2 separate regions of the Homo sapiens genome follow, and region 1 is linked to region 2. A link is a contact called in ENCODE Hi-C or POLR2A ChIA-PET data. All regions are on one chromosome and are shown on one strand. The core of a region is the stretch at or near the end of the contact, and the rest is flanking DNA. Distances in the headings are between cores, read along the strand shown. Region 1 holds the start of BTN3A3 (butyrophilin subfamily 3 member A3). Region 2 holds the start of H1-3 (H1.3 linker histone, cluster member).

The links. Hi-C counts contacts between places; a loop is a spot of excess contacts on that map. ChIA-PET counts read pairs that join two places held with the same protein, here RNA polymerase II (POLR2A). Pooled maps may share reads with other maps.
Region 1: a loop to region 2 is called in a pooled map, with 3 times the contacts of the local background. The contact joins the promoter of BTN3A3 here to the promoter of H1-3 in region 2. A Hi-C loop is called at or near these places in 3 of 50 pooled maps. POLR2A ChIA-PET finds 5 or more read pairs at or near these places in 2 of 52 experiments (PC-9 and T-cell).

What each region holds. Positions count from the first base shown.
Region 1 is chr6:26,434,743-26,442,243 of GRCh38, forward strand. It overlaps BTN3A3 (butyrophilin subfamily 3 member A3), which reads left to right and starts at 5,762. Exons shown (of 11, transcript NM_006994.5): 1 at 5,762-5,906.
Region 2 is chr6:26,231,919-26,239,793 of GRCh38, forward strand. H1-3 (H1.3 linker histone, cluster member) reads right to left here and starts at 3,069. Exons shown (of 1, transcript NM_005320.3): 1 at 2,294-3,069. The coding sequence starts at 3,015. The coding sequence ends at 2,350. It also overlaps the pseudogene H2AC9P. RefSeq lists enhancers at 1,392-1,441, 2,272-2,681, 2,595-3,582.

The sequences.
Region 1 (7,501 bases), core at 4,512-7,011, 210 kb after region 2:
TACAGATGGAGTTGCTACTTATGGAGATGAGGAAACTGAGGGAGAAGTCCATTTTGGAGGCCAGAGGAGGAGCCAGCATAGAATCCAAGGTCAGTTTTGGATACGTTCGGGTTGAGGAGCTTACTAGAGATCCCCGTGGAGATGCAGAGTAGGCAGGTCAATAATAAATGTGCATGCCAGGCACAGTGGCTCATATCTGTAATCTCAGCACATTGGGAAGCCGAGGCAGGTGGATCACCTGAGGTCAAGTGTTTGAGACCAGCCTGGCCAACATGGCGAAATCCCATCTCTACTAAAAATACAAAAATTAGATGGGTGCAGTGGCATGCGCCTGTAATCCCAACTACTCAGGAGGCTGAGATAGAAGAATCACTTGAACCTGGGAGGCGGAGGTTACAGTGAACCGAGATTGCACCACTGCACTCCAACCTGGGAGACAGAGTGAGACTCCATCTCAAAAAATAAGTAAATAAGTAAATAAATAAAATGATAGCAATAACAATTAATGTGCAGTCCAGGCAACAGGTCAGGGCTGGAAACACAAGTTATTCTTTCTGTATTCTGTATCTTCATGATTGTTGCCACTGCCTGTTTCAATTTAATGCATTAGTGATCTATTGCTGCTTAACAAATTACTGCAAACTTAGTGGTTCAAAACAGCAGACATTTGTCATTTTAGTTTCTCTGGGTCAGAAGTCCAGGCAGACCTTAGATGGCTTCTCTGCTCAGAACTTTACAAAGCAAAAGTCAAGGTGTTGGCCAGGCTGTATGTAGCCTCATCTTGTCTTGACTGTGGGAGAGTCCTCTTTTCAGATCACTCAGGTCATTAACAGAATTCATTTCTTTACAGTTGAAGGACTCCCTGCAGGCTGAAGCTGGAGGCTGCTCTAAGCTCCTACAGGCCACCTCAGCTCCTTGCTATGTGGGTCTCCAACGATGACTACTTTTGTCTTCAAAGCCAGCCAGGAAGACAGAGACTCTAGAGTGGGTCAGCTAGCAAGACAGAGTCTTACACTACATTATGTAGTCATGGAAGGGACATGCCATCAGCTTTACCATATTTTATTGGTTAGCAGTAAGCCATAGGTTCAGCTCACACTCAGGGAAAGTACAGGCTGCAAACTGCAAGAGGAGTAATCATAAGGGGTCCACTCCAGAGTCTGTAGGCTACACCATATACAAGCTCAAGGTTCTCCCACTGTAACTGCCCTGCTTCCCCTTTCCCAGGGCAATACACCACACTTGCCTTTCTCTAGGTCTCTACTTCCATGAAAGCAAAGTCTCAGAAAGAGAACACATGCATGGCCGTCAGGCACTGTTTGCCATGATGATGGCCACTGCTGTACCACACCATAAACATTGTTTTACAGTTACTAGTGGATTCCCAATCATTAAATCCATTATACATTTCTATTTTCCCCTCCCACCGCCATGCTTTTTTTTTTTTTTTTTTTAAGAGAGATAGGATCTTGCTCTGTCACCCCCCAGGCTAGAGGTCAGTGACGTGATCATAGCTGAGTGCGGCCTTGATCTCCTGGGCTCAAGTGATCCTCCTGCCTTAGCATCCCATAGTGCTGGGATTGTAGCTGTGAGACACTGGGCCTTGCTTGTCTTTATACACCTCTGTCCTTTCTTTATGGACAACCCTGAGTTCTTCATAGACCTGCCTGAGTAGGTGTTCCTGCCTATGTGGCATCTGCCTCATCAATCCCCAGGGCCCTCTTCTTGGTCTTTCCCTGCTCCTAGGGAGATCTTTCTCAGAATTCTTGCTCCACTTGCTCCAGAACTGCTGAAATTCCTTAGGCTTTGGTCCTGGGCTCTCATTTCACACCACATATACTCATATGGTCCAATCCATTTTCAGAGCAGACCCCCACTGGCACCTATCCCATAAGCAGACCCCCACTGGCACCTGTACTTCTGTCTCCAGCCCCACACATTCCCTGAACTCAGTGCCCACTAGGCATCTCACAATGAGTGTATCCAAAATAAAATTCCCATCAACCCTGCCTACCCATCATCATCTGAATGACTGACACCACCTAAGAGTCATTTTAGCCTTCTCTTGTTCTCTCTTAACCCACCACATCCGACTGATAGCCAAGCCCTGCTATTTGTACTTCCTTTCAATAGTCCAGCTTAGTGGTTTGATCAAAGACTCTGGAGTGAGACAGCCTGGGCTCAAGGCCCAGCTCAGAAAGAAACTACTTGTGTGACCTTGGGAAGTCATTTAACCTCCCTGGACCTCAGCTTTTACGTCTATAAAATGTGGGAAATAAGGTACCTCTTAGTGTTGTTGTGAATCTTGTTAATATATGTAAATCTCTAAGCACAATACTAGCATTGTAGCAGGTTCTATGTAAGTATTTCCTAGTATTAATGTGAGTAATCAATCAAGTCCCCTCTCCTCCATTGCCAAGCTGCCATCATTTCTTGCCTAGAGTGTCACAGTAGCTTCCTTTCTGGTCTCCCTATCTCCTAACGTGTGGCCCACCGGATGAGGATGGGATATATTGTGCAACCCCAGCAGGCATCATCCCATGGAATACAATGTAAAAGGTGCCCCCTACCTCCCATCTTCCCTGGCACCTGCCCCACTGCTATTTTCAGTGTACACATTTTCTCACGTCATACTTTTCAGATATTTTCCCTTCACCTTCACACTAAAACTCCAACTCACAGCAGGCAACTGTCGATGTTTTCTCCAGGGGAGGTGGATTTAGGAGTCATCAATGCAGGGATCAGAATTAAGCCTTTCAGAATGGAAGACAATGAAATTCATTTAGGGTTAATACATGCAGGTGCTGTGCTAACTCTTCCTTAAATAACTTATGGACCATGTCTCATTTCCACTATAGACAAAGAAACAGAAACATTGAGTGATTAGTTAACCAGCTTTGGGTTCCAGGGCTAATGAGTTGTGCATGACAACAGATGAAGATAGAAAAAAAAAAGCCTAGAGAGAGTAGATAGTAAGCCAGTGTGCCTGGGACATGCTGACAGATATCTAGATGTAGCATAAAGAAAATTTGTGTTCATGGGAGGTCCTAATGGCAGCAAGAGGTGAGATAACCATGAGAAATGGACATTTCTTGGTGAGACTAACTCGATAAAGGAGACAAATCTCTGGGCATTTTGCCACACCTACTGCATGCAGGACACTGCACTAGATCTTATAAAAGATAAAGAGAAGATAGCATCAAGTGCCTAGGTCTTGAAGGAGGGCTGAGTGCACTTTTCATTTAGCGTACATTCTTATGACTTACTTTTTTATCATACACTGTTGTAAGCAAACTGCATGTGTTGTCTCATTCCATGCTCACAGCAACAACTCTTAAAAGTCAAGTACTATTACTGTCATTATTTTACAGGTAGGGAAACTGGGGCACAAAGAAGTTAGAGAACTGGCCAAAGGTCACACAGGCCACCTGGCTTCAGAATTAGTGCTCTTATCCACTCTATTATGCAACCTCTCCTCACTAGTTTTGAACTTCAGTGGCTGAGACCTACTACATGGTAGGTTCTCAATAAAAATTTGTTGAATCACTGAATTCATTTCTGCCCCATTTCACATCCATTTCTTTCCCAAGACTTCTTTGTCAGAGTTCGGTATAAAGGACTGATGAGAAATGGACCCAGGGCCTCACACTTTGGAAACTACAAAGTTCAACGATACAAACTATTGGTCCCAGAAACTCCTAATCTGAAGCTTAGCACCTCAGCTGCTGTGTCAAAAATGACTTGGATCCTTCAGGCAAGGGTGGGGTGATCATTCTTACTGATATAATTTCAAGCAGCACAGCTTCTGATAGACTGTGAATTTAAAAATGAGCAAATGGGCTGGGCTCAGTGGCTCATGCCTGTAATCCCAGCACTTTGGGAGGCCGAAGCGGGCGTATCACCTGAGGTCAGGAGTTTGAGATCAGCCTGGGCAACACGGTGAAACCCAGTCTCTACTAAAAATACAAAATTAGCCGGGCATGGTGGCACATGCCTGCAATCCCAGCTACTCAGGAGGCTGAGGCAGGAGAATCGCTTGAACCTTCGGAGCCGGAGGATGCGGTGAGCCGAGATCGCACCATTGCACTCCAGCCTGGGCAACAAGAGTAAATCTCCATCTCACCAAAAAAAAAAAAAGAAAAAGAAAAGAAATAAAAATGAGCAAATGAACATTTAAATAAATAAGTATGATGGATAAATAGGGAATGAACAGTGGTATGGATTATAATAAAGTAAGAAAGTTTCGTAAAATATTAAGTATATCACTATAATCTACATGGTAGGCATATTGGTATTCACCAAAAATTCTTTCACCTTTGCTTTATGTTTTAGAAGTGTTATGGTAAACTGTTGGGAAGGAAAAGGGGGAGGGAAGAATTGTGGGATTCTGTTGGTAACAGAGACCAGAAATACCATTGGCTTAAACAAAACAAGGGTTTTCTTGTTTTTTCTTGATGTTGTTGTTTGTTTTCATGTAAAATGAATTTAGATGGCGGTAGTCCAGGGCTGACCTGGCAGCTCAGAGATGTCATTCATGCCCCAGCCTGCTTCTGACTTCATTCTCTGCTGTCTCTGCATGTGGCTTTCAACCTCAAGGTTGCCTCATGGTTCTAAGAGGGCTGCCGCACCTCTAGTTCAAAAGTCTACATCCAAGACAAGAGGAAGAAGGAAGTACGGAGAGTGTACACTCACACTCCCAGCTATCTTGGCCTCCATTCTGAAGGATCTCTGGGAGAAACACAAGCCCACAACTTTACCTACAAACTATTGATTCCAACTTAGTCCCTTGTTCTCTGGTATCTATGAGATAGCAGAGCCTATTGAAGTACCCAAGAAAATTAGGCTTTATCACCAAGAAGAAAGGGGGACTGCATGATGCAGAAGGGACCAGCCATCTCAACCAGATACTGCACAGCCTAAATTCAAACTGTTACAATATAATCAAATTTCATCAACCCCAGTCACATCTTAATCTTAGGAGTTTTGATCACTGACTTGCAAATCCAAAAAGTGTGTTTTGAGGTCCTAGGCCACAGGAAGAACCAGTTTGTCTCACAGACCTCTTACAGAGATGGCATTTGTAGTCTATCTAGATTCCAGCTTCAGATAATATGTACTCCACTGGCAGCACGAGAAATAAATACACAGGAAAATACAATATAGCACAAACCAGGAGCTGAGGGCGAATGAAGATGCTCAGAAACACCTGCACTAAAAGTTTCCTGAAAAAGGTAAAAAATGTCAATCAGCACTGCCTCTGGAAACCAGAAACATTATATTATTTGATAACAGATCCTAAGTCTGGATGCTGGAGGTGCTTAAAAATGTGCATTGCGTCTGGCTTTCTTTCCATGTATACATTTATTTGACGCTGTAGTAAAATCTCCTCCTTCAGGTACCCATATTCATGCAAGCAAATGTTAGCAAACTGCCACAGTAGCATTTTAATTAGTGCACAACTTTCTCTCTTCACCACATTATAATCTTTTCTCATTTTGTTCTGCTGCTATTTCTATTATGATAAAAGACTTAAGTAAATATGTAGAAATACTTATATACATGGACACGCAATAATGATTCAAATAGATAAACACAGAAACACAAACACTAAGGGAGGTACGGCTGGAATTTTTCTGCAACGTGTACAATTCAATGTACTTTCACTTTTCATTTCAACCCTCCTCAGTGGTTTCCTCCCAGCAACTGATGAGAAACATCACCTCTGAGCCAATCAAAAAACTAATTCTTCCAAAAAGAGATTGTTATTATTCCTCACAATAACCAGATAGCCTCTGCTTTCTTTTTCCTTTCTTCGGAATGAGAGACTCAACCATAATAGAAAGAATGGAGAACTATTAACCACCATTCTTCAGTGGGCTGTGATTTTCAGAGGGGAATACTAAGAAGTAAGTGGGGAATGTTGATTAGAGCCTGGGCTACAATGCCTGGGAGGACAAGAGCTGAATCGCTGAGAGTGGTGAGTGGGCATGCAGGGAGAGTACTTGCCCAGGGAAAGGGGTGCAGTGCCTCTGTGTGTGTGTGTGTGTGTGTGTGTGTGTGTGTGTGTGTGTGTGCGTGTGTGCGCATGGGCACCCATGCACACATGTGGGCACATGGAGAAGAGGCAAGTAGTGCAAAGAATAAAGACCTGCAGATATTGGGATTTGGTGGAAGGAGAGGGAGACAACATAAATGAAGAAATATTCCAACTGCATGTTCTTAAGAACTTATTGTGGTCAGAAAAGGGCAAAAAAGTCGCTAAAATCTGTTTTGGCCAACACAAGCCATCTATTCTAAGAGATTCTAGAAAGAGATGTGCCTTATAGATTCATATGTAAATTTGTTCATTACAGAAATACTTATAATATAGAAAAATCTGAACCAGCATACACATACAACAGGCAGGGGGTAGACAAACAGTGCGTGGCTCTATCATAAAAGAGATTTCTATGCAGCTTTTAGGCATCATGTTTTTAATGAAGGGCAATTATTTCTCATTTTAACAGCATTAGATCCATACATTAAACCTTGTTTTGTATGTTTTAGGTACAGTATCTGTTTTTCCTTCCATTAATCATTTCCTCATAACCCAATATATGTGTTTCAATGGACACAATCTATTTCATTGTGTGAATATATAATTATTTTGTAATACTTTACTAATTTTGGCTATTTCAATTATCTACATTTGGCTACTGTATAGATTTTATTATATTTAACAACCTCAGACATAAATTTTTGTCTTAATTTCTGTCTTTTTTTTTTGCCTCAACAATAATTCCTATAAGTGGAACTTTTGGGTAAAGCATACAACTTTTTTTTTTAATAGCATTTCCTTGGTAGAGCATGTAACTTTTTAAAGATGCTTGCTGTATATATGACCAAAATGCTTTGAGAAATATTTATATTTCTACTACCAAAGTATATGATTACTACTACAGAGTTTTAATTTTATTGATTGACTAATTTGTAGAAATGGGGGTCTCATTATGTTACCCAGGCTGTTTTAAACCCCTGGGCTCAAGGAATCCTCCCACCTTGACCATCCAAATTGCTAAGATTGCAGGCATGAGCCACTGAACTTTTATTCCTTTATGCTTTTCTTCATTTGCAATATTGACTATAATCAGGAAGAAAATATAAACATCCTTTAAAAAGAATGAAAACATATGTCTCACTCTAAGCAGAGCAGAGAAATTGTTAACTTTGAAACCAGTGATAATAAAAATGATACCCCTTCTATAGCAACATAAAGAGAAGTTTTGAGGAACAGAAGATGTGAAATGCAATATTTAGTCTGGGTCAGTGCAAGATCCAGGCGAGGGTGGAGGATGGCCGGCTGCACAGACCTCTGTTCCGGTGCTTTCTCTTCATCCCTCCCCACCTCCCTCTGCAGACCTTGTTCTCAGAGGCCATTCCCAGACTCAGGTAGCTACAGCAGCGGGTGTTGTGGCTGCAGGCCTCATGCTCCTTTGCTTTGGAAGAAACTGTTGAGGAGTTA
Region 2 (7,875 bases), core at 1,819-4,318:
AGAAGTAAGATTAAGAGGTATTATAATCATGAGGGATTTATAGTATTTGGTCCCACTGCAAACTTGTTCAAGAGTTCATGACTTGTTTTGTGCTATGTATTCTGGAGATTCTGGAAATCTATAGATGCCTTCTCAAAACCATGTTTTTAAAAAATACTTATACAGGGTAAGAAAGGTAGTGACACTAAATTTTTTTTTCTTAAAGTCTGTATATGTGCTTTAGTTACACATCAAATAATAAGATCTAGCAGCAAGTATAATGTTGGCTTGAAAGGTTCACAATTAGTGTAAACTATTTCAAGACACCTGTAATAAGTACAAAGTGATATGAAAATATCTATGATTATCATTGATGTGAAATCCAGTGATTAGCTGCCTGTACTCACAAAGGAAATAAGCAAATTGCATTTAGGATTTGTGAAAATGTAATTTTTTCCCATCTAGAGTCCCATAACCATCTGTAGAAATCAGATTTTGTCGAGATTTCTCCGTACTGTTAAGTGGGCTTTTCTAAAATCAAAAACAAAACAAACAAAAAATAACCTCAGCCTCCCAAATACAATGTAAACAGTAGTACATCCAAGTCAGCCCAACTTCCTATAGCCCATTTATTTGTCCTGGTAACCCCAATTTCAGGCTTCTTCCTCCCTTCTCCAAGTTTTTTCATTTATTTTTCCCTCTCTATTTCTTATCTAATCACCAAATATGTATTGGATAGCTAACTCTAGCTCCCTGGTTCAGCTCAATCTGTGAGAAAGCAATTTGGGAAAAGAAGCAGATTATAAGCTGACAGAGGTTCCTTTCATACTTTTTACTATCTCTCAGCATCAGGGTGGTAGCAATACTTGTGCAGATTGACGCAGAATGACAAGGTGAGTAGTCTCCAAAAAGAGAATTCCATTTGGAGAATTCCATCTGAGGGGGAGGTGGAAAAAAAAACAGGCTTTTCGACTACGTCCCAGCATACACAACTGTTAATATCGCAACCTGATTGGTGAAAAATTTTCTCTCGGAAAAACCACGCAAATAAAAATCTAAGAATACGTTCTGATTGGTTAATTCAGCAGGCTCTGCAAACCAACAGAAAAAGCAAGTTTTACAAAACTGAGCCAGAGGCTATGATGAACTATCCCTCCGATTGGCTTAATACAAGAATTGCATTTTTTTCTAACATTACCTGGACGTGGGAAGCAAGACCACACTCGCGCCAAAAGCAAGACCTGCTTTGCCACGCGGGCCTACAGTTGCCAGTAGGGCTAATACACCGCGTCCTCCGCAAATACAGCTACTCCGAGCGGGTTGGACCAGCATGCTAGTGTTACCTGGCGGCAGTGCTAGGAGGTTAAGAGTAGGCAGAAATAAATGAACAAGCAAGAGAGCCCCTGGGAAAATAAGTCCTGGAGACGCTGGCCACTGACAGAAAAAGACAATGGGCACACTTTTTATTTTGAGACGGAGTCTCGTTCTATCGCCCAGGCCGGAGTGCAAGTGGCGCGATCTCGGCTTACAACTTCCGCCTCCCGGGTTCAAGTGATTTTCTACCTCAGCCCCCAAGTAGCTGGAATTACAGGCGCGCGGCACCACGCCTGACTAATTTTTGTATTTTTTTTTAGCAGAGATGGGGCTTCACCATGTTCTTCAGGCTGGCCTCGAACTCCTGACCTCGTGATGCCCCCGCCTCGGCCTCCCAAAATGCTGGGATTACAGGAGAGCCACCTCGTCACGCAGTGCAGCCCCCACACTATTTACAAATACAGTACCTGAGGGCCGATATCCCAAAGCTAAGGCTTATCAAAGGCCTGCGAAAAGACAGACACCGGGCACCACCAGCAGTTGGCCATTCTCAACGACCAGCTGCACAAGATCGTGGGCCGGAAGCACCTTGGGCATGCCACGTACTGCTCACAACCAGGACGGGATGTGCTCAGGAAGTCACCTCAACGCTAAAGTAAACTAAAGCATTTACACCACATCCCTGTGTCAGAAATAAAATTTTTTCAGGGCCACTTTTAAGCGCCGCGCTTTAACAGAAATCGGCCGGCCAATCACACACCACCGCGGGAATTTGAAGAAAAAGTAGGACCTGGTGGCTCAAGTAGCCTTAGCTATCCGGTGACTGTGGCTGAGACTGAGACGGAAGGATCCTTGCGCCCAGGCTGCTGGGAGCTGTTAATAACTGACCCCCAACCAGCACGACTAGGATAGACCGTGGCCGCACAACACCGCAGCACCCGCACCCCTCTCCACCCCACTCCCCCCTCCAAAAAGCTTCAGCTCTTTTGACTGAGACCTGTGGGTGGCTCTGAAAAGAGCCGTTTAAAATTTTCAAAGGGGAACGTCCCGCCAGTTTCACTTTTTCTTCGGAGCTGCCTTCTTTGCCTTTGTAACCTTCGGCTTCCCCGACTTAGGCTTGGCCGCCTTGGGCTTAGGGGCTTTGGCCTTAGCTGGACTCTTGGCAGCTTTTTTTGGCTGAGGTGTTTTCACCTTTTTCGCACTCTTGGCCACTTTCTTGGTCCCAGCAGCGGTTGCTGGCTTCTTTACCTTCTTAGGAGTCTTTTTGATGCTTTTCTTCGGGGTAGCGGCGCCAGCCACCTTCTTGGGCTTCTTGGCTGCCCCAGCAGGCTTCCTAGGCTTGGCTGCGCCAGCCTTTTTGGCCTTGGGTTTGCCTTCCCCGGAAGCCGCTTTCTTGTTGAGTTTGAAGGAGCCAGAAGCACCGGTACCTTTGGTCTGCACCAGAGTACCTTTGCTCACCAAGCTCTTGAGGCCAAGCTTGATACGGCTGTTGTTTTTTTCTACATCGTAGCCAGCAGCCGCAAGCGCTTTCTTAAGCGCGGCCAGAGAAACGCCGCTGCGCTCCTTAGAAGCTGCCACTGCCTTGGTGATAAGCTCAGATACTGGGGGTCCGGATGCTTTGCGTTTCCCAGCAGTTGCGCCTGCCTTCTTCGCCTTTTTCTTCACAGGTGTTTTTTCTGCGGGTGCAGGAATGGTAGGAGCAAGTGGAGCAGTCTCCGACATGTTTTTGTCTTCCCAGAAAAGACAATAAGTAATCTCAAACTGTCAGAACAGCATGTCCTCTACGAGGGAGGCTGAGGGTTTATATAGAGAGACGCTGAGTGATGATTGGTTCCTTGCTCCATGCGCGGCGCTGCTGGAAAAGGACTCCTCGTATCTACCGCGCTGCTGTGTTTGTTGCCCCTTAAAAAAGAGTAAAAATATAAGAAATCTGGGCATGAAATAATTAGAGACTTGGGGGAAACTGATCCGAGAGAGTTCGGGCTTCATTCCTGCCTTTGTTTCTATGCATAGTTTTAAAACCGGCATCTTGAAACTTTTCTTATTCCCCCAACTCTCTTTCAAACTTCGGTCAAATCGAGACAACTTTCATGTTTTCCTTAAAAATACTATTTCTCCCTCTTTCATTTGCAAATCTCTCTTCCAGGGCATTGTTCTGTGAATTCTTACCGTCTCAACTTTATATAGATAAACTCATTTTTATCCAAATGTGCAGGGAAATTGGGTTTTTTCGCAGGAACAATAGCACAGGCTCTCTGGCGAGCTGTTTGCATCAACCTCTAGGAATTGGCACTGAGGTAGAAAGTTCTATGTACAAGAGGGGTGATTAGTTTAGAAAAGATAGTTTAAAAAAAAAAATAGTATTTGAGTTACCAGTGTGTAAGCTGGATTTGATCTCCATATTTCAGTGGTTTAAACATTTCCAGAAAGATAAGGGTGAGGCTACATTATTCCTCTTACAGAAAAAAAAGTCCTAAGTAGAGTTACCAACCTTCTCTTAAAAGTTAGGATCATGGATTTTTCCGATCTAGAATGGGCATTAAAGATCAACTACCACATCCCCAAAAAAGAAAACTGAACCAACAAATAATAGAATGGCAGGCCAACATCATTTTGGCAACTGTGAGCATTGAGAGCTTGTGTACATGTTTGTGTCCCATCACTTTATAAATAATTTAATGAAATACACTATTTTTTTGCTAATATTCATCATAGAATTTTGTACATTTTTTATATTTTAAAATCATATTTATAATACAAATTTCCCTTCCTCTTTCTCTGTACAACCTGTTTGAATAACTGGTAAAAGTCACTTTAAAAAAATAAAATACAAATTTTCAACATTGCAAGTGTGGGCATCAAGGGTTAGAAAGAAAAATATCTGATTTAAATCACTGTAAATTTTCATCATTCTACTTGGCTTTTTACACACAAAATATGAACTAAGCTGTCACACCCTAAATTAATTGGTTGAATATGTCCACCTAAGGAGCTGAACAAACATTTCAAAGCAAACATGAGTAACTTCAGTATTCTTTATCTGTTAGTTTGCAATACAGCTGATGGAATTAGGTTATTATTAAATAATTAAGCACAAAATTGATATTCTCCATCAAGTAATCAGATGCTGAAATGAACTCCTATGTTGAAGAAACAAGAGAAGTAGTTTGATGTTATGTTTCTTCTAACAAAAATACTCATTTCAAAAAATCAAGTTATTCTGGCCTACACTCAATAGTGATTAGAGGATTTTTTCATATAAATCCTAGATAAAATAATCAACTTTAAAGATGTCATCTCTCCTCATTCAACTAATTTCATAAAAATTACTTAGCTTGTCTTGGCCAGGCGCAGTGGCTCACGCCTGTAATCCCAGCACTTTGTGAGGCCATGCTGGGCAGACCACCTGAGTCAGGAGTTCAAGACCAGCCTGACCAACATGGTGAAACCCTGTCTATACTAAAAATACAAAAATTAGGCGGGCATGGTGGCACACGCCTGTAATCCCAGCTACTTGGGAGGCTGAGGTAGGAGAATCGCTTGAACCCGGAAGGCGGAGGTTGCAGTGAGCCAAGATAGTGCCATTGCACTCCAGCCTGGGCAACAAGAGTGAAATTCCATCTCAAAAAAAAAAATTACTAAGCTTGTCTTAAGTAATTATTTACTCTCTTGCATGTATTAGAAACAAGTCTCTGGGACTTAAGACCGTGTTATACACCACTGAAATACAAATGTGGTTTATAAAAAAGCTAAACTTATAGAATTGGATTAGTAGGACCCCACAATTCCAGTAGGGAAGCATTTTATAGGTTTCTGGAGGCAGGGGCGGTGCATCATTATGGATATCATTTTCAACAGTGATAGTCACAAGCATACTCTAAGTATTTTTTTTTGGGACCATAGCTTTATATTGCCTAGACGTAAAGGTACAATTAAAATTCAGATTGTTTACTGTTTATTATTTTGATCATTATTGTAGTCTTAATAGTTGTTGAATAATTGTTGGAATTGTTCACCGTGTTAGATATAGTCAATTAACAGATGCCACCATTTCATTCTTGTGCAACACTGACTGGTTCCCATAGCTACTTAGGATCTCAGTAAGTAAAAAGGCATTGGGCTAACTAATCTCTGCTCTTTCTGGAGGGCAATAACTGAGACTCAGTTTCACCAACAAAGTTCGCCAGATGTTCAAAGAGGAAAGGGGCTAGGCTACATAAGTTGGGACCTGGTACTTATCTTCTCTGTAATTGTAGCAAGGACAAGGTTCCTGAAAGCTGGATCACCCCATGGACTGTAAACTTGAAGTCCTGCAAAGTTTCACCTATTACTTTGGTAGCCCTCAAAAAGAGTTCTGTGTTGCTTTGGAATCCTAAATCTGAATATAATCTAAAACAGTAGATTTCCCATTACACTGAGGTTGGAACCATTTATTTTATAGATGCAAAAAGTAGCTAGGAAAAACTAGTTAGATAAGTGATAGCTATCTAACTTAAGGCCCAGTGTTCTCTTCATTTTGTGTTAACTCCCCCATCCCCACCACCACCATAGTAAATGACTATGAGAGTTGTAGGTAGTATTCAATAGATCAATCCAGTGACACTGTGCTTAAGCATCACACAATTCAGATTTTAAAGATTTCCAAAAAAAAAAAAAGAAACTATATAGAATAAATATTAAAAGGGGTGAAAACATATATAGACTATTATAGAAAATAAAGCTTTGTGTTAGAATCAAACGTGTTCAAAAAGTCCATGAGAAATCACATCGATTGTAACCGTCTATGAGGTAGTCTTACCTGAGGACACTGGCTCCTTGAAATTCCTCTTCAAGTACAACAGTATTGTGTTAATTTTATTTCCTAAGAAGGCCACTACTATACTCAAACTTACAGTTTTCTCTTTACATGTCTCAGGCATCCACCAAACTCCCTCCTCCCTTCTAGACTGGATTAGAAGCTCTTCAGAAGAAACCCCCTTATCACAGATACAGCCCAATAAAACTTTCTGCGATGATAAAAATATTCTGTATTAACACTGTCCAATAGGTAGCCACTAACCATATGTGGCTACTGAGTACCGTAATGTGGCTAGAGTAAGTGTGCAAATTAATTTTTAATTTAAATTAATTTAAATAAAAATGAGCACATGTTGCTAGTGGCTAATATAGGACAGCAGAGCTTTAAAACAATTATTCTCAAACTTGGAAGAGCATACCTACCACCCACTTAGAGATCTCATTAAAAATGTAATATCAATTCCATTGATTTGGGGTTGGGCCCGAAATTCTGTATGTCTAACAAGCTTCAGAGTGATGCCAGTATAGCTGGGATATGGCTGCTCCGCCCTTAAATACCTGACAGTAAGTAGAAGTATGCTGGTCTGATATCTGCCCCCTAACCCTGAGTGTACTTTTCCCTTTACTAAACTTTTGAGTTCTTTAAGAGAATAAATGTGATTATCTTTGTAAACCTGGTATTTGTACACTATTCTTGGCATGTAGTGGACATTAAATTGTTGAATGAATGAATGATGCTTGTTTGGTGCCTACCTCAAAAAGGAGAGCACTTGAGATCCTTGTGTCTATTCCTACAGGTAACTGAACCTAAGCCAAAATTTAAGTAGACTCTTAACTCCACAAAATGAATAATCTTCTCACTGCTTTTAGGCACCAGCAGAGACGGGATTTTTAAGTTACCCTTGCAGTATATAGGAGGCAATGAATGTGAAGCAGTAGACTGTAAGAGTTAATGTTGAATTTTTCTACTACACATACCCTATGATCTGTGTGTAGAACACTTCTTCCGGAATCTTTTATTAGGACAGTATTTCACAGAATTTATTAGTATTATTTTTGTTAATTTACAAACCTTTATTCACCATGATTTACCATGTATGCTTTAGTGGCATGAAAGCAGTGGTAGGTAGCAAGGTAGTGAGACTCCAGAATCGAGCCAACAATACAATGCCATTTATTAGAGGATAATGTCTTCAAGCCTGGGATTCCTTATCTTTACACCTCAGATATTGCATTATACATTGAAAAACTAAGAATGAAACTTCAATTAATATTGGTTTCCCTTACTAGAGGTCTTTCTTTATTAGGAATGCCAAAAACGATGTGAATGTATATGTCTCTGCCAAACGCTAAGTCTCATGATTGGCCAAATTTAAGAAGTATTGCTACATTTTAAGAATTAATAAAAATGGCCGGGCGTGGTGGCTCACGCCAGTAATCCCAGCACTTTGTGAGGCCAAGGTGGGTGGATCACCTGAAGTCAGGAGTTCGAGACCACCCTGGCCAACATGGCGAAACCCCGTCTTTACTAAGAAAATACAAAAATTACCCAGGTGTGGCGACGCGTGCCTGAAATCACAGCTACTCGTGAGGCTGAGGCATGAGAATCGCTTGAACCCAGAAGGCGGAGGTTGCAGTGAGCCGAGATAGCGCCACTGCACTCCAGCCTGGGCAACAGAGTGAGACCCCGTATCAAAAAAAAAAAATTAGTAAAAATACATTTTCAAAGAATCTTCACATTTAAAAATTAAAGCTAGGCGCCTGTAATCCCAGAACTTTGGGAGG